2 separate regions of the Homo sapiens genome follow, and region 1 is linked to region 2. Evidence: read pairs that join two places in POLR2A ChIA-PET (ENCODE). Cell type or tissue: MCF 10A. All regions are shown on one strand. Each heading gives the region's core, and the rest is flanking DNA. Links, peaks and the distances in the headings are about the cores only. Region 1 has its middle 79 kb from the start of ESM1. Region 2 holds the start of GPX8 (glutathione peroxidase 8 (putative)).

Region 1 (17,029 bases), core at 5,357-13,356, 250 kb before region 2:
TGGAAAATATTCTGAGGTTACAGCCTCAGAATTTACCATAAGGACAGCACTGTGGGAAGGAGGGAAGGAAGTATCTAGGTGTCTAGCAAACAGCACAACCCAGACCCTTAACACATGAAAACTGCAGACTTTCTTTACATACTGATACAACCAAAGACATCCCCTCCTCCATCCCCTCCTCCACCGCCTGAGTATTGCCCTATGCATCAAGAGGGGTGCAGGAATCTTGTAATTCATAGGCGGAGGTTGGGGGATATTGTGGTAGTCAGGGAAGGGGAAATCTAGGGATTACTAGAGGATGCAAATACTATAGTCCTAAATTAGCAAACTTCAAAGGGCCATATGGGAGGAGTGGCAATTACATACTTTTCCTAGTCAAACTTTAGCAATGTATTATTTCACTAGACATTAATTCTTCTTTCTATATAGTAGTTTGTCAAACTTGAAGCTCTGAGGAATAAAAAGATGCCACATATGTCTGGAGTGGAGTATAAAAGAAGAGTCAATCTCATAGTAGACAAACACCCCAAGGACACAGGCTCTTTACACTTGCAGTTTCCTCTGCTTGTGATGCTTATAATACAGACAGCATCCAACTTAGCAAGGTTCAACATTCAATGTCTCTGCTTTGAATGGTGCAAAGGTGATGCACATTCAGTGCACTCCTTAGCTCCCGATGGGGTTGCATCTGGATAAACCCATTGTAAATTGAAAATACCGTAAGTTGAAAACACACTGTTGACTAACAATATTTTCAACTTATGATAGGCTTATGAGGTTCCTGATGGGCTTCTAGGGACATAACCCCATTGTAAAATGAGGAGCATCTGCGTCCTCATGGCTTGTCCCATGCTGCTGTCTCTGCTTAAATGTACTCTAACTGGTGAGGACTCCCATAGTCACCATAGATAACAGCTCCTCCATTCTGCATAAGCTGCTTTTTCTCCACAACATTGATAACCATCTGGTATACATAGATCCTTATTTATAGTTTTCCTTCCCACTCTAATGTAAACTCTATGTGGCAGAGACTTGGTATGGTCACTGAGCAACCCCAATGCCTGCAGCAGTGCTTGGGCCATAATGGGTTTTCAATGACTATCTGTGGAATGAATGAATGAATGAATAAGTGGATACTAAGAGTATTCATGCAATGTCTGTTTTCATGAAATTTTGATAAGCCCTCATGATCAAATTGTGGAGATATTCTAAGAAAATAATTACATCTTGATTCTTTTGAGTAGGTGAATTGCCCCTTTTTTCCCCTCAGAAAAATCTGTTGGGCAGGTAAGCTACACTCAGTAGCTTAAGATGAGTCTCAATCCTGGGACTCAAGTGTTTTAACTCCAAATTCCATCCCATTTCCGTAGCCCAACATGTATCCTTTCCTTTAGCACAGAGAAAGAAGTCTTCTTTTGGAAAGCGTCATTTCCTTTCACTGTCTCCGCTTTCTCACCTCTTTTGGAGTTTAGTCTCTTTTTGACCAACCTCAACCCAGCCTCGTCATCCCTGCACCCGGCATCTTGTTACAGGCACTAGAGTTACTTATTCAGGGCAAACCTCCACTTGCCTCTAGATCCCATTCCCTTCTGCTTCTTCAAGGCGTCTCTCTCTCTCTTTTTCTTTCTCTCCTGCAATCTTCAATATCCCCCTCTCTATTTTTCCAGCTAAAAAGGATATTCTAATCCTAAAAATCCCTTTCCTGATATTATAGTCCCTTCACCATACCTAACTTCCCCCCAACTCTTCTGATCCAACTCTTTGAAGCACATGATGTCCCCTTCTCTTTGCACCCATTCAATCAGGGCAGTATAATTTCTGTTTCCTGCTGAGCTACTGAAGGTAGGATGAGATGAGAGCAGAAAGCGCCAATCACCACACCTGATGGTACTCTCTGTTCTCATCTCGCCCTACATTCAGTAGCATTCAAACTGACTGCTCTTTCCTTGAAATCCTTTCCTTTCTTGGCTTCCATAAAGCAACAGGCTCTGTGTTAACCTCCCACTTCAGTGACTGCACCTGCTTAGTCTCCTCTGCTAGCTCCATGTCCTCTAAGCCATCTCTGCACTCAGAGCTCAGCCCTACCTGCTCTCTTCTTCTCCATCTACAAATTTTTTCCCGCCCCATGGTTTGAAGTACTACATGGAAAGGACTCCCAAATTCATACTTCTGGTTCTGAGGGGCCCCCTGGGTTTCAGCCTTACTTGTGTATCCAAAGCCCTTGTTATGGACCAAATGTCTGGCCTTCTCCCCCACCTCCCTGCCCAAATTCAAATGCTGAAATCCTAACCCTCAATGTGATGGTATTAGGAGTGGGGGCCTTGAGAGGTAATTCGATCTTGAAAATGGAGCCCACATTAATGGGATTAGTTTCCTTATTGGGAGAGACCAGAGAGCTAGCTTCCTCTCTCTGTTCTCTACCATGTGAGGATACGATGAGAAGACAGCTGTCTACAAACCAAGGAGAATGCCCTCACCAGACACTGGATGTGCAGGCACCTTGATCTTGGACTTCCCAGCTTCTAGAACTATGAGAAATAAAATGTTTGTTATTTAAGCCACCCAGTCCATGGGGCCTTATGTTATGACAGCCTGAACTGAATAAGATAGGCCTGCTTGCCATTTTCCCCCAGTTGTCAAATAGTCATCTCAAAATTAATGTGACAAAAATGGAAGCCTTGACTTCTGCTCTGCAAGCCTGGTCCTCCTCTCATCCCCTTCATCTCTGTAATAGCACCACCATCTATCTCATGGTTCAAGTCCAAACCTTACGAATCAACACTCATTCATCTCTTTTCCTTATACCCAAAGTCCTGTTAGCCCTACATCTAAACATGACTCAAATCAATCTGCTTCTCTCCATCTCTGTTGCTGCTCTAATCCAAGTGACCATCGATGCTGTGTTATCTCCCCAGGGTCTGGACCAGCAGCTGACACAGCATGTACTCAATAAGTAGTTGATGAAGAAATGAAGAAATTAATATGAAATTTTTTTCTATTTGAAGTTGTCAGTTTACCATTTTCATAGGAGAGTAATGGAAAGCCAGCCAAACTATTTTACAGCAGAACTCAGAGACCTCAAGGAAAATTTAGAAGTCAGTAAAGTGTGTATCTTAATACCCCCAAATGCCAGTCCTGCTTTTGTTCCCATGGGGACCCTTCTATTCCTCTGCCATCTTCATAATTTCTCAGAGTAAAAACCTACCCTGAAGAAAGGGGCTGGAATTCCTCACACAGAAATATAAATCAATGATAGCCACTTCAACGAGTGTCCTCACAGAGCATTTGGGAGCAAGACTTTACAATGAAGGAAGAAAGTTAAAGCAAGTCAGTGGATTGACAGCAGCCAGTGGGGATTTCTTCTGTTTCTTCTGACAGGCAGCTCTGGAGACTCAAGGCCATACGAGGTACTTCCTTCAGCCAAGGTTAGATGCAGGATTAGTCCATTAGTCCAATCCATACAGATGTTCATCGTAGGCCACACAGTAACAGGAGCAGTTGCGAAAACTGCGGGAGCTGACATTCTGAATGACACAGGGTTTCTCTCATTCTTCTAGCCCTGTAACCCCATCATCCCTCCTTCCTATTTAGTAATGGGGTGACAGCTTCTATTTTTACAAAATAGAAAGAATAAGTTCTGACTCAAGAACCCATGGAATAAGGAGTGAATTTCCTTCCTGCTTCTCTTCCTTTCCTATCAGTGAGTCAGGACGAAAAGCCAAGTCTCTGAAACCAAAGCCCTTAGCCACCACATTATGCTACCTCCCATACCCTGAGTCAAGGTAAATACAAGGTACTGTAGGTACCTGCACTGTGCCCGGTACCTACAAGGCATCTGTCATGCTCAGCTGCTGGGTAAACGGCGTCTGATGCAGCAGTAGCCCAGAAACAGCTGTGGCGTGTCCACATCCTCTGTCCAGGGAGGTTGCAGCTCATGGCTCATCATTAAACCTTTCTCAGAAGCCAAGAGACCCTCCTGACTGTGACTCACTGTATCAGACAGTTGCTTCACAGAACACAGTCCAGCCTCCCTCCTCCTCAGAAAGCCTGTATTGCAAAATGAGGCTTTTGAACAAAACGTCTTCACCAGCTCCCCGTCCTGCGTTACCATCGAGCAGCTGCTGCTTGCACTGCTGCAAACTAGCCTAAGTCCATTTGGCCATTCAGCAAACATCAGGCTATTTTTCTGGTAAATATCAAAAGCTGATGATCCTCTGGAGGTTCTAAGTGGGTGGAGTTAGACGTTCCCTTCACCACACTCTCACCATCAGGTGCAGAACAACAAAAGGGGCAAATTCCACCTAAAGTCACAATTCAGTCCCACAGCCTGCATGTAGCAGAAGAGGTCCCACTCTCTGCCTTAGCTGCACAATCACCCCTTACATGAAAGGCACATTCCAGGGTGAGTGAATGCTCATCTTTGTAGTCAAATTGGTGACAAAAATCCTCCATGAAGCCCGTGAAAGAAGAAGCCAAGGAATTTTCAACCTGGAAAGCAGTCGTTAAAGTCCTGGGCTGACCAGATTCTTAACCTTCATTCACATATGCCACTGAATGTTCGTGAAAGGACAGTGAGTCCTGTACTAAGCTTCCATGAATTTCAGCACTTAAAATTATTTCTGACATCCCTTCTGCTAACTTACTAATGCTCTCAGGCTTTATTTCAGTAAGTGCCAAGAAATTCGCTTTTGAGGTTTAAGTTTCTGTTTAGGATTCTGCATAGCTAATTAATAACCTCATGATTTCAAAGACTATTAATCACCTCTAAAATGATGGATTTAACTTGTACACAAAAATTATATAGTTTATACAAATTACGTTATTTGTTATTGTTGCTTTATTATATATATTAAAGTGTATAACATGGTGTTTTGATATACTTATCTTGATACACGTATGCATAGTGAAGTGATTCCTACAATCAAATGAGGTAACATGCCCATCATCTTTGTTACCTTTCTTTTTCTTTTTTGTTTGTGATAAGTACCTAAAATCTGCTATCTATCTTAAACACATTATTTTAAAGTAAATTAACCTACAGGCCGTAGAACATTGAATGTCTGCTGTTAAAATAGGAATAAACACTAATGTTTCTCACTTCTGGGTAGCCCTCATCTTCCTTCCAAAATAAAGCAATTGGCATTCTCTCTTTCTCTCCCCCTCTCTCTGGCACGCGTACACATGCACACACACAGATTTTCAACACACTTCTCTGCTTGAATTGGAAGAGACTGGGAAAATTAGACAACAGCTGTGTACTTCCAAGAAGTCTCCTATTTCTCTGGCTCAGCACAACTTGTGATTTAGTTCATTTGCTCACTGTGCAGCATTTCTCAGAAACCACAAAGAACATGAATGCAGGTGGCATGACTGGAAGGCTCAGAAAGTGCTCTGTGGTCTCTGTATGAGTTTGAGGTTTCAGATTCTACAGATGGCACATGTGAAACTGACACTTCACTGCACTGCATCTCTGGCTCTGTAATTGAGGGGCAGCTGCTTCCTGGTAATGCAATAAAACCCAAGGGCCCAAAAGAAAGGCTTAGAATACTCCTCTCCCCTGCCCTCAACTCCCAAGTGCCTTTCCACCAAACTGCTGTGTGGGAAAGTCACCTCTCCAGCCTTGTCACTCCCGTACACCTTATACTCTTCTCAACTTTCATTACACCCTGCGGGGTGACCTGGTGATTTGAGTGCCTGTATCTTTATTAGTCATAAAATTATGTCTAATATTCTAGATGGCCCCATGGCACCTTGCATAGTTTAGGTTCTTCACAAATATTTGTTTCCATTTTACCTATAGCTCATTCATTCATTCATTTATTCAATGATTTTTGGACTCAGGGTAGAATATTCAAAGGTATATTCAAGGGGGGAGGATTTCAAGGTGGATTCATTTTTTAGCATTAAGTTCTGCTTAATGGTGGTTTTGTTTCAAGTATCCAGATGCAGCATTAGAGGTTAGAGACTAAAGACAAGGATAACTTTATGGGAAGTTGGTCAAGCTCAAAGCTATCATACCTCTTTCCAAACATGTCTCTTGGATAGATAAGAAAAATACTAATGGTAATGACAGCAACAAAAACAGGACGATTAGCATTTCAGGAGTGTTTACTTTTTTCAGGCACTGCTGTAAGTGCTTTACTCGCTCCACACAGTTGCTTTATGAGGGAAACACTATTAATGTCCTCCATTTTACAGATAACATGGTGCCTGGCATCCTGCTGCTAGAGATTAGTATTTAGCAAGTTTAGACAATACCCTCTGTCAGGCCATTCCCTCCTTTTAAATGTGCACATCCCTCAGCATGATGATCCCCTGCAGTAGTCCAGGTGACAAACACGCCTTAGTGTAAAGCAGTTTACAAAATGCCTCACTTCCTGGTAATCTGCACTCTTGGAGGATTTGGAGGAGGAGCTCTGAAAAGAGGGGATGGAATGGCTGCAGAGAGAGAAGGTGGGATGGACACCTATATCATATTGGATAGACTTGATCAAAGCCACCTAGGCTGGGAATCCTGTAGCTGGGGTTTAACTGGAAAATGAATAGAGACTTGGCCAAAGCAATTTTTGTTTCTTTCTAATGCTGTGTCCATTGACTCCAGGCCAAACAAGAATCTTTTGGGAAAGGGCGTTTGAGCCATAGAACAATGGACTGACTGATGTCAATCAAGGTCAGTTTTGCCTTCCAGGGACATTTGGCACTATCTGGAGATATTTTTCATAGTCATCACTGGGTGGTCAGGTGTTACTGGCATCTAGTGGTTAGGGGTCAGATAGGCTGCTAAACATCCTACAGTGCACAGGACAGCCCCCTTATCATGAAGATTATCTGGGCCAAAATATCAATAGTACTGAAGTTGAGAAACTCTGCAACACATTAAAAAGGTGCATCTGTACCATTGGAATTTGAGTCTGGGCTTCTGAGCAGTGATGACTGCAGAGGGGCACCCTCCAGTGGCCAGTATGAATCATGAGCCTAAATCCCAAAGAGTGACTCCAGTTCTCTATCCTTTCCCTGGTTATTTGCTCAGCCTTCCATGGAAGAGCTAGCAGGGATGTCCTGTCCTTTCTGTCCCCTCCTCCCAGGCACACACATTTATGAAAGTATGGCGCACGAGCCTTCACCCTTCATGATGAAACTCCTCCAATCTTCCAGTGGATTTTCACTTTATGCAATTAATCTTATGTGAACAAAAAATAAAAAATAAAAAAAAAGGAGAAGGTACACAGTTCCCTTCCCTGAAGAGGGAACATGAGAATCAGGGAACTCTTTATCTTTCACACCGACTAAACACACCTGAATTTGTGTTTTCTCTTTGTTGACTCTTTTGGCTTCTTTTCATCTGCATTCAATGTGGTCACCTGTAAGGCCATAGCCAGCAAAGTGGTATCTTCATTGCTCTCCCGGGAATGTTAATGAGCTTAGCAACAACAAAATCCTTCTGATTTACTAAACCAGTGCACCTCCTGACTTGTGCATAAACCTCCATGACATTGCATTGAAATTGATGCTCCATTATCAAAGCAATGATAATTTGAAAGGTTTCTTTCTCATTTCTGTAGTTTTTAAGCTCTTAGATAATTGCTTTGACTCTTCTGTGGGATCTGTATAAAATGCCAAAGTTAGTGAGAAGGTGTAAGCGTGAGAGTCACTCCAGGTCCCTCCCGTGACTGACATTGTCAGAAGCAATTTGCCCTCCCAGACTTCAGATGGTGTCTGCATGTACCAAGCCAGGTGTGTGCTGACTTTTAATCAGGCCACTCAGCCTAGTTGACTGAGGGAGATGCAGATCCTCCCAGCCTCTCAGGGAGGATTCTTTGACCAAGTGACTAATAAAACACCCATGCAACAGATGTTGGACTACCCACAGCCTGTGGCTCTCCTACCTCTCACATAGGCCACCTCACTCCTACTGAACTGGGGAATGTGAGGAGGTCTCATGAATGGTTTGCCAGCCTGTGGGAAGCTCTGAATCCATCCACTAGAACACTTCAAAGATTTTGTGTTCAAAGTCACCCTGGAAAAACAATCACCAAAGTGGTTCATTCATCCCACCAGTAACTTGATCACTGATGCTTCAGAGGAAACCAAAGAATTCAGCACTATTTACTACCTTGTGAAGTATAAATCACTGCGCCTTCTTAAAACTGTATGTGTAGGAAAACGAAGGCCAGAACATGCTTAGTTTCAAAGCATTTTTTTACCTAGTTTCTCAAGCCCCCTCCCTTGTTCAAACATCAACTCAGCAGGAATGACTGATTCTAAGAGTGCACCCACCCTTCCCATGAGAACGTTCTGAGAAATCATCCACCGGCCGTGCCATGTAGCATCACCGCATGCCTCTAAGTTTCCTTCTCATGGCAGCAGGAGGCAAGAAACATCTTGAACCTTCAGGGATTGAAGACTAATAAGGAGGAATTTGCATTGTCATCTTTAAAAATAATAAACCTAACTGATTGCTTTAATGTTTCAAAAAAAAATTTATCCTGCTTCTAAGAAACAAAACTTCTGAAAAGACTGCCATGAGATTGAAAATCTTGCAATGGAATGTGCCGCTTGAGGGCGCCATTAGGCTTTGAGAAAATAACTGTCTGCTACTTTAAGTGCTGTCTTTGGAGCCAGCCCTGTGTCCAGCAAGCTCTATGAAATAAAACTGAATTTAGATCTCACTTCTAGGAAAATGAAGGGAAACAGGAATCTAGTCTCTTTAAACTCAAGTGACATTAACCAAAATTCGGTTGACAAGTTCTAAATTCCCTTGTACAAAGCTGTCTTTACCAGCCAAATGAAATAAAAAGTGATACTGTGCTAAAAGATGCCCTGTGTATTTTTGTAGGATTGACAGTTGCTTAAGATCAACATTCCAATGTGAAATGAGAAAAATAGTGGGAATAAATTGCATAACAGAAATCTCCTGATTTAAAACTGGAAACCTAAGCTGTTTGGGTTCCATGGGGAAAACTGCTTTACTTGGGTGTTTGACACTCCCAGAGAAGGAAAAGCTGATATGTAACTCGGCTTTTTTATCAGGCTTTGTTTGTCCAACACAGGTCCTACTTTCAACAAAGCGTAGTAGAAAATGACACAGAGGGTTGAAATTCCCAAGTATTGCAGAAGGAGGTTTGTGGAAGATCACAAATCAATTTGTAATTCAATAGAGTATTTAACAAAGCTAAACCTTCAGTACAGAATTTGCTGAATGAGACAGTCAATGAGAAAATAGACTACAACAGAGAGTTGAAGATAACAGACTACCAGGAGCGTCCAATCTTTTGGCTTCCCTGGGCCACATTGGAAGAAGAAGGGTTGTCTTGGGCCACACATAAAATACACTAACACTAACAATACCTGACAAGCTAAAAAAATAATAATAAGAGAAAGAAAGTCTCATAATGTTTAAGAAAGTTTACAAGTTTGTACTGGGCCAATTTCAAAGCTGTCCTGGGCTGCATGTGGGCGGGTTGGACAAGCTTAGACTACAGCATCATTGATCCAAATTGGAATTTCTTCTCTCTGCCTTCCACCTATCTCAATCTATCCAATCTTCAGTACACAGTGTGAGTTTCACGGTTCCCATAGAAACTCCTTTTATTCTTCCAAATATATTGTTCTAATTGTTTTATATGACTCTAGTCTCTCCCATTCAACTTAAAAGACACTTAAAAGCAGGAGACAAATATTATATCTTTCTTATCTTCTATTGCCCAGTCCATGGACCTATCAGGTATATAATAAATACTTTCAGATTTACTAATTAATCTAAAAAGATATAAGAAGAGAAAAAAAATTTTTTTTCCTACCATTTGCTTATCTTTAAGAGAAGATTAGATGATTTCTATTAGTAAAAATGCTTAAGGATGTCAAAAACTCAAAAAGAGATGTGGGTTAAAATTTACTAACATACATGCATCACATTCCTTGTATCAAGGCATTTTTTATGGTAAATTACCATGCAGACAATACAATAATGTAAGACCTGTGTTTTAGGCAAATGAACCTAGTGGCACTGTGAAAGGTAGATCAGAAGGGGGAGACAGTGACATCTAATATTAGTTACTGTTCGTCAAATGCCAAGTCTGTGCAAGCCACTTTATATTTATAGTCGTTAAGCTTCGGAAAACTTGCTTGGAGAAAAGTAAGCAACCCACTCAAAGGCCTGAAGGGAATGAATGACAGAACTGAGAGTCAAGCCCTGATGTAAGTGAATCCAGAGATGTGGTCCTTGCACTACAGTGAGTTCTGTCTTCCGGGAAAATGGCTGCAGGTCTGTTAAGCTGCAGACCAAGGAAGCACTCAGCCAGAGCTGGGATGCAATAGCAACCTGACAGGGCTCGGGCCCTCTTCCAGGTCAGCATTTGCGGGTGGTGTGAGCACCAGCCCCTTCTGTGGTGTGATCAGGGAAATGGGGGCCATGCCTTGAGGTGGCTGCTTGGTGACCAGCTTGGTGCTTGCCTCTCTCACTATGGTCTCATCTCATTATTAGCTAACTGCCTAGGGGACTGGGGTTGTATTTGACTCCTTGCACTTCCAGCAGTGCCTTGCATATAACAGCTACTCGGGATTTGTGGAATTGAGTCTTGAGGAGCGAGATAAGGGAAGTCTAACTACAGTTATGGCAGTAGAATTAGAAAGGAATTAGAAAAGATTAGATTCAAATGGCGACGAGGAAATAATCTTTAGAAATGTATCAACTATTCTATATGGAGAGTAAGGAAGACTCATAGGATTCTAAAGAGCTATATCCAGAAAAAAATAAGAAGAGAGCTGGTTAGGGTGGGTGTAGTGTTAGAGGGTGCTAGTTTGGGGCATGATAAAGTTGGAGCTCTGCGAAGCCATTCAGGTGGAGTGGTCCAGTAGTGGTTTAACACCATCAGGCTGGCCCTTGGGAGAGTGATCAACTGGAAATATTGATTTGGGAAGTTGTCCTACCCATCCTGTTTGCTGTGCCTTAAAAATAATCCAGAATCTGACTATTAACCCTGCTACCCTGGTCCAAGCCACCACTGTGTATTGTCCTGATTATGGTAGATGCCTCTTAACTGGTTTGGCTGTTTCTGTTTTTGCAACACCACCCTCTCCTCCAAGTCTATTCTCAACACAGCAGGTAACATGATCTTTTTAAACATAATTCAGATCTCTCTTCAGCTAAAACCCTGCCATCCACCGTCCCCACCCAAACCCCCCACCAAACACACACTCAGAGAAAAAGTCCTGATGAAGACTTGAACAGCCCATCCAGTGGGCACTGGCACAACCTCTGTAACACACTCCTAATTTTCAGAACTCTTCTTCCACCACTGTCTCTTCTCGGGCTCTCTTGGCTCCAGCAGCATCAGCCTCCTGGCTGCACTGCAAACCCTCCAGCCTCACCCCACCCATTGTGAGGTGTAACCTACAAGCCCTCACTGTAACCTCTGCCTGGAAAGCTTCCCTCCCCTAATCTTCATGGTTCATGCTCTTCCCTACTCTAGGGCTTTGCTTAAATGTCATTTTCTCCTTGAAGGCTTCTCTAATCCTCTCTTTAAAATGTCAGTGACCCCACCCCTCACTGGCTCTTTTTCCCCTGCTTTCCTTTCCTCCCCAGCTCTCCTCCCCTCTGACATTCTATGTATTTTGTTTACTTGTGTATAGTCCACCTCCTGCAAGCTAGAAGTTCCATGAGGACAGGAATGTATATGTTTTTTCAGCAAGCACTAAGAACAGCATCTGGCACACAGTGGGCAGTTAGTAAATATTTGTTGAATGAGTGTTGAATTATTGAGCCCGTACAGACTAACAGCTGTAACTATAGCACTGCCAGGGGCAAGAACATAATGAGAGAAAGGGACAGGGCACCAACCTTGGACACAGAGAGGCTGGGTGGGTGGTTCACCCAGGGTCACACAGCCAAGCTGGGGGATAAACCCATCCTCTGACTCCTGAGGCCAGTCTTTGGCCAAGACATTAAGCAGCCTCATCTCCTAGAAACTGGCAGCCCCAGTGAGGGTGACAGAGGTAAAAGGAGAAAGCAGCATGAACCATTAGTGAGCAAATGTCAGATCCTAGATGCCTTTGGAAAAAGGAGAGGATTATTTTTCAGTCTGTGGCAATGGGCACTGCTAAGGACCTCGTGATTTTGCTTGTGGATGCTGAATCACAGATTAGTATTTTATTATCATTGTAGCCCTGTTGGACCTCTTAGGGAAACAAAGATTGCTTTAAAATAAGAATTAAACTAATCCCTACATGTGAATTGTCAATAGAACACTAGGTAATTTCTTGGAACATGTTAACAACTTACTAAATTGTACCCTGGCAGCATCAAAAGCTCAATATATTTTCTCCAGGAACTTCAGCTGCAACCAGAGATGTCGAACAGGCCTTGGGTTAGTACTGCTTGATGATGCAGTGACTATCCTGTTTCACCTGACTTTCCCCTAAGACACTTCTGATTATTTGCCTGGAATTATGACTGTACATTCAAGGTGGCCATGTGTCTTGAATCATGAGATGTGGCCCATTACCCTCTGTACAAACCCACAAGATTATTTCACAAGATATCAGCCCACCATTGAGTCCCTGGAAAACTGGTTCATTGAAAGAGAGATGTGTGGTTAATTGCCTGTGGCACTCCAAATACAGCTTCAGACTCAGTGTTCAGCCAACTCGCGAGATTCCACTGCAAATATCTGCTGATTGGCTCTGTAGTCAGGCAGTAAATTGGAAAGCCAAAGAGTAGAGCCAGATGGGTGGAAAATAATTGTCCACTCCTCAGTGAATCTAGACATGAGAAGACCTCCCAAGAGCATCATCAGGAAAATGGCTGAATCCTTGCATTCCTCAACAGCCCTTTCATGCACTGACCTTCAATTGTGAGATGACCTTTGATGATGATCATCCTCTTCACTGCCATCGTCTGCATCCACAGAAGCAGAAAGTCTTCATTAAGTTTCCACTGTCTGCAGTGCTGTTCTGACCACCAACCAAGTACCTTGTTCAGGGGCCCCAGCCTTTTTGTGTTTACCTCCTAAGTTAAAATCATTGGCTACAGCTGAAGCTGCTTTTTCACAGACATCAGCCTCCATCTGGCTGGTGTATTTTGTTGCAGTTGTTGTTTTAACCTTTTCAATATCATGATTCATGCTTGTATGAGACACAGGCTACTTTGGATTCTCTGACCAGAAAGAAAAATAAGATAAGTATTTGAATAGTATTTTCATGAATATAAATCACTTTATTCTTTACAACAACTCTTTAAAGGGACAGGCATATTTTTTTCAATTTATACATGATGAAACTGAATCCCAGATAAGGCATATGACTTACAGATTTATAATCTTAGCTAAGTGGTAGGGTCCATGTTTGATAACTTAAAAATATCTCAGAGAGCCTGAACATTTCTAGAAGCAGTCTCTAGTGGCTGGAAAAGAAAAAGAGAGTGCAGGGCATGGTGTTCTTTGTTCCTCCATGAGCTTTCAACTTAAAAGATATTGTTGACACTTGTGTGTGTGTGTGTGTGTGTGTGTAAGAGAATGAGACAGAGATGGAGAATAAGAATGAGTCCACCGTGTATGCTGATTCAAAAAGGAGACTGAACTCAGGGGAAATGAAAAAGCCACATACCCAGGACCAAAGAAAAGGCTGGTCACAGGACCCCTGCTTACAAAGCCCACGGGACCCTGACTGAATGGGAACATCAAGTACCCTGAGGAGCCCCGAGAATCAGAGCAGAATCTAGACTTGGAAGGGAAAGACTATTGGACTAGAAAGAAAGGAAACAACCACACAGCCATTTCAAACTCCTGAATAGGCCCTGATTGTGGAAGGAGAGAGAGAACAAGGAGTGCCTGGAAACAGCTGCACAGCGCACCTGGCCTCTGGGAGACTGTGTGAGGCCATCTTACTTCAGCTCTGCAGAGCTGGGCCCCAATGCCTTAGGCCTGAGTGGAGATCTCTGCAGCTCTTCCCACTGCCTCTGCCTGACCCCCACCCCCCTCCACAGACCCTCTCACCTGGCTAAGCTCTAGTCCTCATCCAGCCTTAACCTAAAGTCTACTACCTCAGAGAAACCTTCCCATTTTTTGCTCCCTGTACCTCCCTTTTTATGACACTCACCATATTTGTAATTTCTTCTCTGGCTTCCCCCCTAGAGTCTCAGATCCATTTGAGCAGGTCCTGTCTCTGAAGTCCAGGGCTCTGCCTCCAGCTCCTAGGAAAGTACCCGGCACAAAGAAGAGGCTCCATAACTATTTTTTAATTGCATTGAAATGAAGATTTGGGATTTGCTTGAATGGAGTCAGCAAATGCCATCATCAGAGGATGCTATTTCAGAAGAGAAAAATAGAAAGGAGGTGTGCTCCTAAGGGCTCCTGCCTTGGAGGTATTACTAGTGCTACTGCCCCTCTGAAATTTCTATTTGCTTTGGTTAGCTTTGCACTGTTGTCATTATTCTGGGGATTAATATCAAGAATATGGACCAGATTGTCTTCCCTTCAGAGGCTATTGGGGCATACCCCATGTTGCAGAAAGATCTCTTGCTCTGTAACAAACCACCCAAAAACTCACTAGTTAAAACAATAATGATATATTCTTTCTCACAAGTCTGCATGTCCGGTTTTGAGTTAAGACTTGGTTGAGCAATTCTGTTCTGCAAGGCATTGGCTGGAGTCACTGACTCAGCTGCCCTCTGCTGCAGGTGGGCTGAGCTAGAGGACTTCACTCCCATGTCTGGTCCCTCCATGTGGACTCTTGCTTTCCATATAGTCACTCCTCCTACAGTGGTCTAACCTGTGCTTCTTTAAGAGCAGGGAGTCTGGCTTCCCAGAGGAAAGTAAAAGCTGCACAACTTCTTAAAGCTAGGTTTAGAACTGGCTAAGTGTCATTTCTGCCAATTCTGTTGGTCAGAGTAACTCACAAGGCCAGCCCAGATTCAAGATGAAAGGAAATGGATTCCATCTCTTGATCGATGGAGCAGCACACACATACAGAGAGAGAAGAAAGTGATGGCCGCCATATTTGGAGATTCCACCACACATACTGTACTCTACATTGTCACGCAGTTCTAAGAAATTTCAAGTAAGTATTCCCCTTTCCTCATCTCTAAATTTAAGGCCCAATCTCAGTAACTTCTTTTTGTTGGTCTATTTGCCTTTATGTGTCCTGAAAGAAAATCAGTGTGATGCTCAAAAGGCCAAAGTCAAAACAAAAACAAGAAGAGAAACTTGTGTCAGATACTAAAGTCCAAATTCTTGCCTCTAGCTTCAAGCTACTCTGGCATAGTATAAAGACTCCCTGGACTATATGTAAATTGATTGGCATTAATAAGCTGCCTTTAGCTTCTTTAACAACAACAGCAACAGCAAAGCGTCCAAATCATGTTTGAATTAGAGATTGTATTCTATATCCAGTTCATTTTGTTTTTCTAACCTGTTTGTGCAACTCAGTTAATGAAACTCTTCAGATAGACTTTTGAGAACCAGGTGATATCCCCAGAGATGAAACACCATGGCCGCCCCCCAACAATGAGTGCCTAAACAGACAGAAGCAAAGCATGGTCCTGTGTGTCCCTGGATGCCACATCCCTGGGGTGCAGAGAACGATGCACCTAGTAAGTCATTTCCTGAGAACTACTTCAAATCATAGATTGGAATGGGCTGCATTATCCAGCAGCTCAGGCCACCTCTCTGACAATTCTACACAACTCAGAGAATCCTGGAAAGTTCTAAAATCCTGAGTTCAAGTTTTTTGTCACTGCTCTTCACTAGTTGTGTGATCTAGGGGTAGTTTTGCCTCTGTCTCCCCATCTGTAAATGGAGAAAATAATGTGACCTCCTGTAGGACTGGGGCAAGAAGCAAATGGGAAAATAGATGTAAAAAGTAGTTTGTGAACAGCAAAACACTTCTATTCCTGGTATTTCTTTCTATTACATCTCTCAGCATATACACATTCAGCCACAGGAGTAGACAGATGTCCCAGCTGGAGCAATGTTATACAAGTTCTTGCTCTCCTGTGAACCAGTCACTGTGCTAAACTCTGTACATATTAATGCATTTGTTAATATGTTAACTCTGTACATATTAACTCATCTGCTCCTCATAATAATACCAGAATGTCCTATTATTATTCCTATTTAACAGATGGAGAAACTGAAGCATAGAGAATTTAAGTAGCCAGTCCATTGTATTCCAGGTAGAAAATAATATTGCCTGGATTCTAATCTAAGTAGTCTCGCTTCAGAGTTTCTGCTCATAACCACTAAGTTATACCATTTCATCATTGTAAACACCATAATTGGTCCAAGAATAGGACCATAGGACAATAATAATTAGAACTGTTTTGACATTGACATGTGGACAGAGAGAAGGCAGTTCTCTCCCTGTTGGAAACAGGTCAGCCTGGAGCTTGTGGCAACCATTTTCAATAACCACATCCAAAAAATCTGTCTACAGAATGAAGACGCCAAATGGTGTATTGGTAGAGGAGGTTCCTTATTATAACAAATAATGCAAATAAATTTCCTTTCGGCTCTCTCAGCAGTTCACCACCAGGAATCCTGATTGAGCAGCTTCCCTCCATGGAGCAACTTTATGACTTATTTTGCATCTTTTTGATATTGAAAAGGTTGGATGGCTTTCTGTTGGGGCATACCACCTGGCATCCCTAGACTTCATTCAGATGTACAGTTGAATCAAAGACAAAGACAGTGAATGGAGAATCTAAAATGAGGACTCAGAGTTCTCCATTGTCCTATTATTGCACAAAGGATGTCTAAAGAAATGCCTAACGTCAAGGAGCAGGGAGTTAACAGCTGGGCACTCCCTTTCTTTATAGCTCTTCTCCAGCTCTCCCCTTGCTGCCACATGCAGGCCACCATCTTCTAGCCATGGATTGATTGCTAAGGGAGTCAGGTGGTGGGGTAGGTATTTCTAAATTAAAAGCCTAGGGAGATTATTCTAGCTCTCTGGAAATAAAGGCACAAAAATTATTTTACTACTTCCATTTCATTTTAACAAACTGTGCTCATTCACCTCCTGCTCTGTAAGGTGATAA
Region 2 (8,000 bases), core at 1-8,000:
CCCTTCCAGATAACTTCAGTACACACAGAAAAGCCTTTTGGTGGTGTTCTCCATGCCTTCCCCTTTCTGGGCGCTTATACAGTGATTTCTTATAAAACAAAATGCCTCCTCACGAATGAAACCCCTTGTATTAGTCTGTTCTCATGCTGCTAATAAAGACATACCTGAGGCTGGGTAATTTATAAAGGAAAGAGATTTAATGGACTCACAGTTCCACATGGCTAGGGAGTCCTCACAATCATGGCAGAAGGTGAATGAGGAGCAAAGGCATGTCTTACATGGCAGCAGGCAAAAGCTTGTGCTGAAGAACTCCCATTTATAAAACCATCAGATCTCGTGAGACTTATTCACTACCACAAGAACAGTATAGGGGTAACTACCCCCATGATTTAGTTATCTCCATCTGGCCCCACCCTTCATATGTGGGGATTATTACAATTCAAGGTGAGATTTGGGTGGGGACACAGCCAAACCATATGACCCCTCCACCAGAGTACTACAGCCATCTCACCTACAATGTTTTCTTCTAAATAAATTTATTCACCTATTACACAGAAACAGTTTCATGAAGTTGAAATAATTTTGGTTATGAAGTCGAAAGTTCAAAACTCTATTCTTCATTGTTCCATTCACTAATTCTGTGATCTTGGCTGAGTTAACTGCTCCCTATTTCAAAGAATTACTGTGAAGAAGGTAATGTGTCTACTAAAGAAGATTGTGTGCAGTATAAAGCTCTCTAAAAACATAAGTCACTGGCCAGGCATGGTGGCTCATGCCTGTAATCCCAGCACTTTGTGAGGCCGAGGCGGGCAGCTCACGAGATCAGGAGTTCATGACCAGCCTGACTAATATGGTGAAACCCCATCACTACTAAAAATACAAAAATTAGCCGGGCATTTTGGCGCGTGCCTGTAGTCCCAGCTACTCGGGAGGCTGAGGCCGGAGAATCACTCAAACCCAAGAGATGGAGGTTGCAGTGAGCCGAGGTTGCACCACTGCACTCCAGTCTAGCCGACAGAGTGAGATTCTGTCTCAAAAAATAATAATAATAAATAAAAAAATAAGTCATTTATTTAGCACTCAGTTATTTACTGCCTTGTAATCCTTCCGTTTCTTGTGTGTTCTCATATTTCCAAAATTGCTTTTACAGTTGCATGAGGCTGGCTCCTTCCCTTGCACCTTATTTGTATCCTTTCCAGTGCTTGAGTTGGTTGATAACTGAGTCAACTACTTTATGCCCTTCTTGACCCAGTAGCTTCCTCTTGCCTTCATCATGAACTCATCAATCTCTTCTCCTCCTATAGAAGCCTTCCTTCATTTACTGAAAGAGCGCTGGTGGTTTTTCTAACATACTACCCCTTATGCAGAGAAATGTGCCATTTTGATATATGTATAGTCTGAGAATAGAGTTAGTATAGACAGAACATGAAAACAATAATGGTGGATCCCCAGAAGGCTGAGAGATGATGACATCAAAATGTGTGCAGAGAAAGACTGCCAAAACAACAAAGAAGAGGTGTGACAGGGCCAAAATCTGTGTTCATCCAATGCTGTCCAGCGCACAAGTTCTCCAAAGTGCTGTCTGAATGTTTGGTTAATGGGTCAGTATGAAAATTTATATATCATGCCTTCATTATTTGAAGCTCTTAAGCCTTAGGAACATTAAATTAACAAACTGGCTCTGATTTCATCCTTGACAGGAGATATACACGTAAGTTTTCAAAGTTGTATTCATATAATATGGAATTTTGTGGTGAAACCAACCTCAACATCAGGCCTGCATAATGTTTTATTTCTGGTGTAAAAACTGGCTTATTCAGCAATCACAAGCAAGTTTGTAACAGCATAATTTTGGCATTTTCAAATCCATTCATCTCTGGATCACTTGATAAGAGTTTCTGTACTTATAATACAATGGACTAGAAACTATCACAGTGATTTTATCAAAATAATATCACCCTAGGGGGCCCTGCCTAAGCGGTGGTCAGTCAACATCCCTGCCAAAGATAAATCACTCTCTTTCCACCTCAAAACACAGTTATAATGACTTGGGTTTACACGGCTCAAATTACAGCAGGTATTCTATGAATTAATTTTAAAATGCATGTTCCTAAGCCATTTGCTTGTACAGCCTGAGGAGTTAAAATATCTCGTGTATTCATAGAGACATGAACACATCCACTATGGAAAACAAAGACAAACCAAAGACTCTTGTTGCTCTGAAACCAAAAAAAGTTTGAGGTCTAAAGGTTCTCAAACTTAAACGTGTGTATGTGTCATGAGGAGATCCTGTAAAAGTACAGATTCTGACTCGGGAAGTCTGGGGTGGGGCCCAAAATGCTGTGTTTCTAACAAATGCCCAGGTGATGGTACTGTGGAAGGTCCCAGATCCCACTTAGAGAGCAAGGCCAGAGAGCTTAAGCAACATAGCAGTGTTCATGTCATATAAACACAGGGACTTTGACTTTTTAAACAATTCAGCCAGAGAACACCAAAGTAAAATTATCAGGAAGTGATACAACACATCTTACATACATTTTTGTTCTTTACTAGGAATTATGTTTAAAAGGGAATACTTTCTGCATAATCATTGCTTTTTCTACTGTATCCATTCTTACTGAGCCATGAGAGTAGGAGTCGAGCGGTTCCTCTCACAAGTTTTACACAGTAGGCTATGGGCTTTGCTCAGCCACCCGAAAACACACATGCCACAGAGCGGGAACCAGAAGAGCAGGCAGCACCCTGAGCACCCTCTCTGAAGCTCCACAAGCTAACAGTGACAGGAAGGGCACTCCACAAACATCTCAGCTCATTCCCTGCACTTTCTGGAAACACATCATGATCAAATGGCATAATGCCCCTTCATCCAGATCTTGCCATGAGTCTTAAACAGAGCAGAATTGAAAGTGAATGGCTTTTAGGATATACAGCCCTCAATTGCCTCCCCATACCTACCCCTAAAATTCATGACCGTTAGCAACAGCAAAGTTAGGCCCCCTGTGCCAGGCAACAGCCAGGGGAGGGAAATAAAGAGAAAAAACGAAGCAATTAGATGACGTGCCCAAGTAGAGGTGGGTTTTGCAGGGTTTGTTTGTTTTCAGGGATTTTTTTTGGTAGAATTGCCTTATTTAACTGTTAAATTACTACTTTATTATCGAGTTCAATTTTTGCTTTTTTCCCTCTTCTTCTTTTGTTCTGATTTTAAGATAGTCTCACTCTGTCACCCAGGCTGCAGTCTACAAACACGACTCACTGCAGCCTCAACCTCCTGGGATCAAGCGATCCTCCCACCTTTGCCACCTGTATAACTGGGACCACAGCCATGCACCACCACAACCAGCTAATTAAAATTCTTTTTTAGAGACAGGGGTATCGCTTTCTTGCCCAAGTTGGTCTTGAACTCATGGGCTCAAGTGATCCTCCCATCTAGGCCTCCCAAAGTGCTGGGATTACAGGCGTGAGCCACCATGCCCGGCCTCAGTTTTTTCCATCTACAGGTTGTAGTGCATCGGTGAATGATGAAATCATTTTGATAGGTCAGAACTGGGTTGTTTAAAAATGCAACAGGTGGGGGTGCATCACAGTTCAAAGGAGAAGTGTTGTTTCTCAGTTGTGTGTTGTTTGTACCCAGTTATGTTGTAAAGTGCACTGCTGACTGGGGGTCATGAGTAGAAATTTGAAAAACACTGGACTATAGTTTGCTCTATGATAGAGAAGGGTTTCTTTTAACACCTTCACTGTTTTTAACATATTTATTTTGACTGTATTCACTTGGTATTTGATTGCCTTAGCTAGATGAATCAGGGTAAATAGCCTTTTTCAGATATTTCCCTGCTCTTTCCACTATAAATTTCCTGAACTCATATAGCATGTTTAACCCATACATGTAATAGTAACGTCCTTCAGGGTATACACCATATGAGTAGGTCACATTTAATCTACATTCTAAACTATTGCTGAGCATCGTACTCCATCCTCTGCATCCAAACAGTTGCTCAATAAATACACAGCTTAGCATGGGGAATGAGCCCTCCGTAGCTTTCGAGTTACAAGAGCACCATCTTCTGGCGAAATATTTTCTTTGTAGGGAGAATGTCAAAGACCTACCAAAAATGTCCTGATTTTTCTAGCAAAAATTATAATTACATCACAAATACTTTGAAATTCTGTAGAGCTCCTTGCTTCATTCAGGAGTTTCGCTTCATTTCCCCTCTGAGAAGTGGTCTTTCTGTTCCTTAGCAGTGAAAGCAGTCAGCCTGTCCTTCCTGGTTTTCCGTTAAACTAAGCCGGTTTCAAGTTTCAGCTCCTCCTTGAATTCCAGGCTGCTGAGACTTCCCTCTAGAATCCTCCAACATGGAGCCTCTTGCAGCTTACCCGCTAAAATGTTCCGGGCCCAGAGCAAAGGTATTTGCAGTTTTGCTGTCTATAGTTCTATGCACAGTAACGCTATTTCTTCTACAACTAAAATTCCTCAAACCTAAAATCAACAGCTTTTATGCCTTTGAAGTGAAGGATGCAAAAGGAAGAACTGTTTCTCTGGAAAAGTATAAAGGCAAAGTAAGTTGCATCATCTGATTTTTATTGTTATCATTTTTCCTTGTCTCTGTTTATTCCTCTTAATAAAATCAATTTTTTGCTGTTACATGGTCATAAGTTGGAATTTAGTCTTCAGAGTAATGGTATTAGTACATCACTTTAGTTATTACAGTTCTGATAGTTTGCTTCTAAATAATAAATTCCGATTATCTCGTTTTCTTTAAAATGCTTTAATTTTGTGCTGAATTGACATGTAAAGTTGTTTGGAAAATACTTATAGTTAGTAATGTGAACATGATGACATTTATTAATAAAAGTATTGGTTCTATAATCTAATAACTTTAAAAAGAACTTATCAAGGATCATAGTTTTATCTTTAATTTAAAAATAAACTTTCATGAGTATCTAATGCTTTTTTAATGGCAGTACTATTTCAGGGCCTTAACCCAGGCATCTAGGTTACAGTTTTCAATAGAACTGTGTATGTCCAAAAATATGAAAAAAACATCAATCAGAGGTTATAGTCCCCCCCAAATTGTTTAGGATTTTAACTACTTGCAGAATTTTTTAAAATCTTTTGCTTCACTTTCCGGTTGGATTTTTTTCTTTTTCCGGGAGGTTTCACTAGTTGTAAACGTGGCCAGTGACTGCCAACTCACAGACAGAAATTACTTAGGGCTGAAGGAACTGCACAAAGAGTTTGGACCATCCCACTTCAGCGTGTTGGCTTTTCCCTGCAATCAGTTTGGAGAATCGGAGCCCCGCCCAAGCAAGGAAGTAGAATCTTTTGCAAGAAAAAACTACGGAGTAACTTTCCCCATCTTCCACAAGATTAAGATTCTAGGATCTGAAGGAGAACCTGCATTTAGATTTCTTGTTGGTAAATATCTGCCTTGCATATGCTGTTTTAAATTGCTTTTCATTTTTAAACAATTATACCAGGACAATACTTTCCTATTTCATTTGAAACGTTGTATCGGGAAAGCTTCATAAAACTATCATCAAAGAGCCAGAATCTCATCCTTTGTAACTTCTAGGAGTTATGCTCCCCTGAAATCAATGTTTTAGCTTCTTAGATGGTAAAAGAATTCTATTCCAATATATTTTATTCCTTATTACCATCTTCCTGAAGAATTTACTTAAAGTGTGCCCATGGCTATTTTCACAAAATATCTTAATTCTCCTCTCTTGTAACTAGCATCTGGAGAAATGTCCCTTCCCGTCATTATAGCCACACAGCTCTCATGAATAGTGCTGGGCATTATTAGTTAACATATGTTTGTGGCTAATTTTATGTTGTCTTTCTTATCTGAAACAATATTCTCAAAGATGAATATGTCAGCTTACCAGATTTTTGCTAAAATCCAAAAACATATAACTTGGTTTTTTCAGAGGGCAGTAGTGTTAGGCTATTTCTCCAATTAAGCTAGCTACAGAAATCTGTTTAAAGACTTGCCAAGGTCACTTAGCACAAAGGTCATGAGGCATACAGACAGCATAGGCTTTGGCCTCAAGCTACCTGGGTTCAAACCCCTGCTCTTTTGTTTTTGCTATGTGGCTTCTTAACTTCTCTGTGCCTGTTTCTCATTTGTAAAATGGGCTATCAATAGTACCGCCTTCTTAAGATTGTTTGGAATTAAGTCTGTTAATAGTAAAAATAAAGTACTTATACACTGCTTGCTCTGTGCCAGACACTGTTCTAAACCATATTAGTCAAAAAAAAAAAAAAAAAAAAAAAGGCCGGGCGCGGTGGCTCACGCCTGTAATCCCAGCACTTTAGGAGGCCGAGGCAGGCAGATCACTTAAGGTCAGGAGTTAGAGACTAGCCTGGCCAATATGGTGAAACCCCATCTCTATTAATAGTACAAAAATTAGCCAGGTGTGGTGGTGGGCACCTGTAATCCCAGCTATTCAGGAGGCTGAGGCAGGAGAATCGCTTGAACCCAGAGGCAGAGGTTGCAGTGAGCTGAAATCGCGCTACTGCACTCCAGCCTGGGCGACAGAGCAAGCCTGCATCTTAAATAAATAAATAAAGGACATTAGCTAATGTTCTCTCATCTAACTTATTCTGATGACATCTTCAGTCCTATTTTCACTGTAAATAAGTTGAGTTTTGATCAAACTATTACCTCACTCAGGCAATCAAGCTTCTAATCCAACAAACCAAATAGTGATCTATAATATTTCACATAAATGTGAAGTCAGAATCTTCTAAAAACATTATATTTAATTTCTAGGGAAAGTTGATATAATGCCTAACGCCATAAATGGCAACCACAGTGAGGTCTTTATTCCTCTTATTTTGAAGGTCCACTGAGGAAAGAAAAGCCCAAGCACATGCCATTGAACTAATCATTCTTCAGTTACAGCAGCCAGATACGTGGGTGCAATAGCTCATAGGTTATTTCTCTTTATCACTACAAACCTTCTAAAACCCTTCTTAGCCTGTGTAATCAAAAAGGTAACAGTGAGTTAAGGTGTCATTCCACTTAGATAGGAAGGATCATAGAGCCCAAAGGTTAAGAGCATGAGCTCTGGAGTAAAAGGCCCGTATATCAATCCTGGCTCAACCACTCATTAGCCACGTGACCTTGTGTCTAGGCTTCCATTTATCTCATCTGCAAAACGGGGATGATAATAATACCCACCTCATAGGGTCCCTGTAAGATTAAAAGAGAGGATCAATTTGAAGCACGGAGCGTACATTAATCTGGCACATAGTAAGCACTTCATAAATTTTAGTTATAATTATTATATTTTTCCTCATGTTAGTCAATAAAATGAACATAAATCTTGAGTGGTATAAATAGAAAAAAAATCTACATTTCTTACATAAATTAAGATTTATCAAAAGGATATCATGGCTGGGCATGGTAGCTCATGCATGTAATCCCAGCACTTTGGGAGGCCAAGACAGGAGGATCACTTTAGTGCCCAGGAGTTCAAGCCCATCCCGGGCAACACAGCGAGACCCTGCCAAAAAAAAAGTTATTGCTTTTCAAAATAAGGTGATTATTCACTTTGGGAGGCCAAAACCCTATCTCTACTCAAAATACAAAAATTTGCCTGGTGTGGTGGCACACACCTGTAATCCCAGCAATTTGGGATTACAACTTTGCTTCATTTTTTTTGGCTTTTAATTTTATTTGACACAGAGTTTCACTCTTGTCCCCCAGGCTGGAGGGCAGTGGTGTGGTCTCAGCTCACTGCAACCTCCACCTCCCAGGTTCAAATGATTCTACTGTCTCAGCCTCCCGAGTAGCTGGGATTACAGGTGCACACCACCACACCCGGCTAATTTTTTGTATTTTTAGTAGAGATGGGGTTTCACCGTGTTGGGCAGGCTGGTCTTAAACTCCTGATCTTAGGTGATCCACCCGCCTCAGCCTCCCAAAGTGCTGGGATTACAGACTGAGCCACGGCTCCCAGCCTACTTTGCTTCATTTCTTGATACTAAGATCACA

The links. Peaks named below come from ENCODE experiments on the same cell type or tissue, not always from the same donor. Only the 100,000 strongest peaks of a DNase experiment are listed, where the experiment ranks them.
Region 1: POLR2A ChIA-PET joins it to region 2 with 31 read pairs; 16 of 35 experiments call an interaction of 5 or more read pairs at or near these places.

What each region holds. Positions count from the first base shown.
Region 1 is chr5:54,897,585-54,914,613 of GRCh38, forward strand. No RefSeq gene overlaps it. Among named protein-coding and RNA genes, the nearest start is that of ESM1, 79 kb to the right of the region's middle. RefSeq lists a silencer at 2,088-2,245. In MCF 10A, for the core only: CTCF peaks have their summits at 6,960 (motif pointing left) and 8,537 (motif pointing right); a DNase peak (open chromatin) is centred at 8,577.
Region 2 is chr5:55,155,840-55,163,839 of GRCh38, forward strand. The region is part of intron 2 of CDC20B (cell division cycle 20B); the gene reads right to left. It overlaps GPX8 (glutathione peroxidase 8 (putative)), which reads left to right and starts at 4,332. Exons shown (of 3, transcript NM_001008397.4): 1 at 4,332-4,557; 2 at 5,155-5,416. The coding sequence starts at 4,354. In MCF 10A, for the core only: a CTCF peak has its summit at 4,066 (motif pointing left); DNase peaks (open chromatin) are centred at 4,042, 4,312 and 5,252.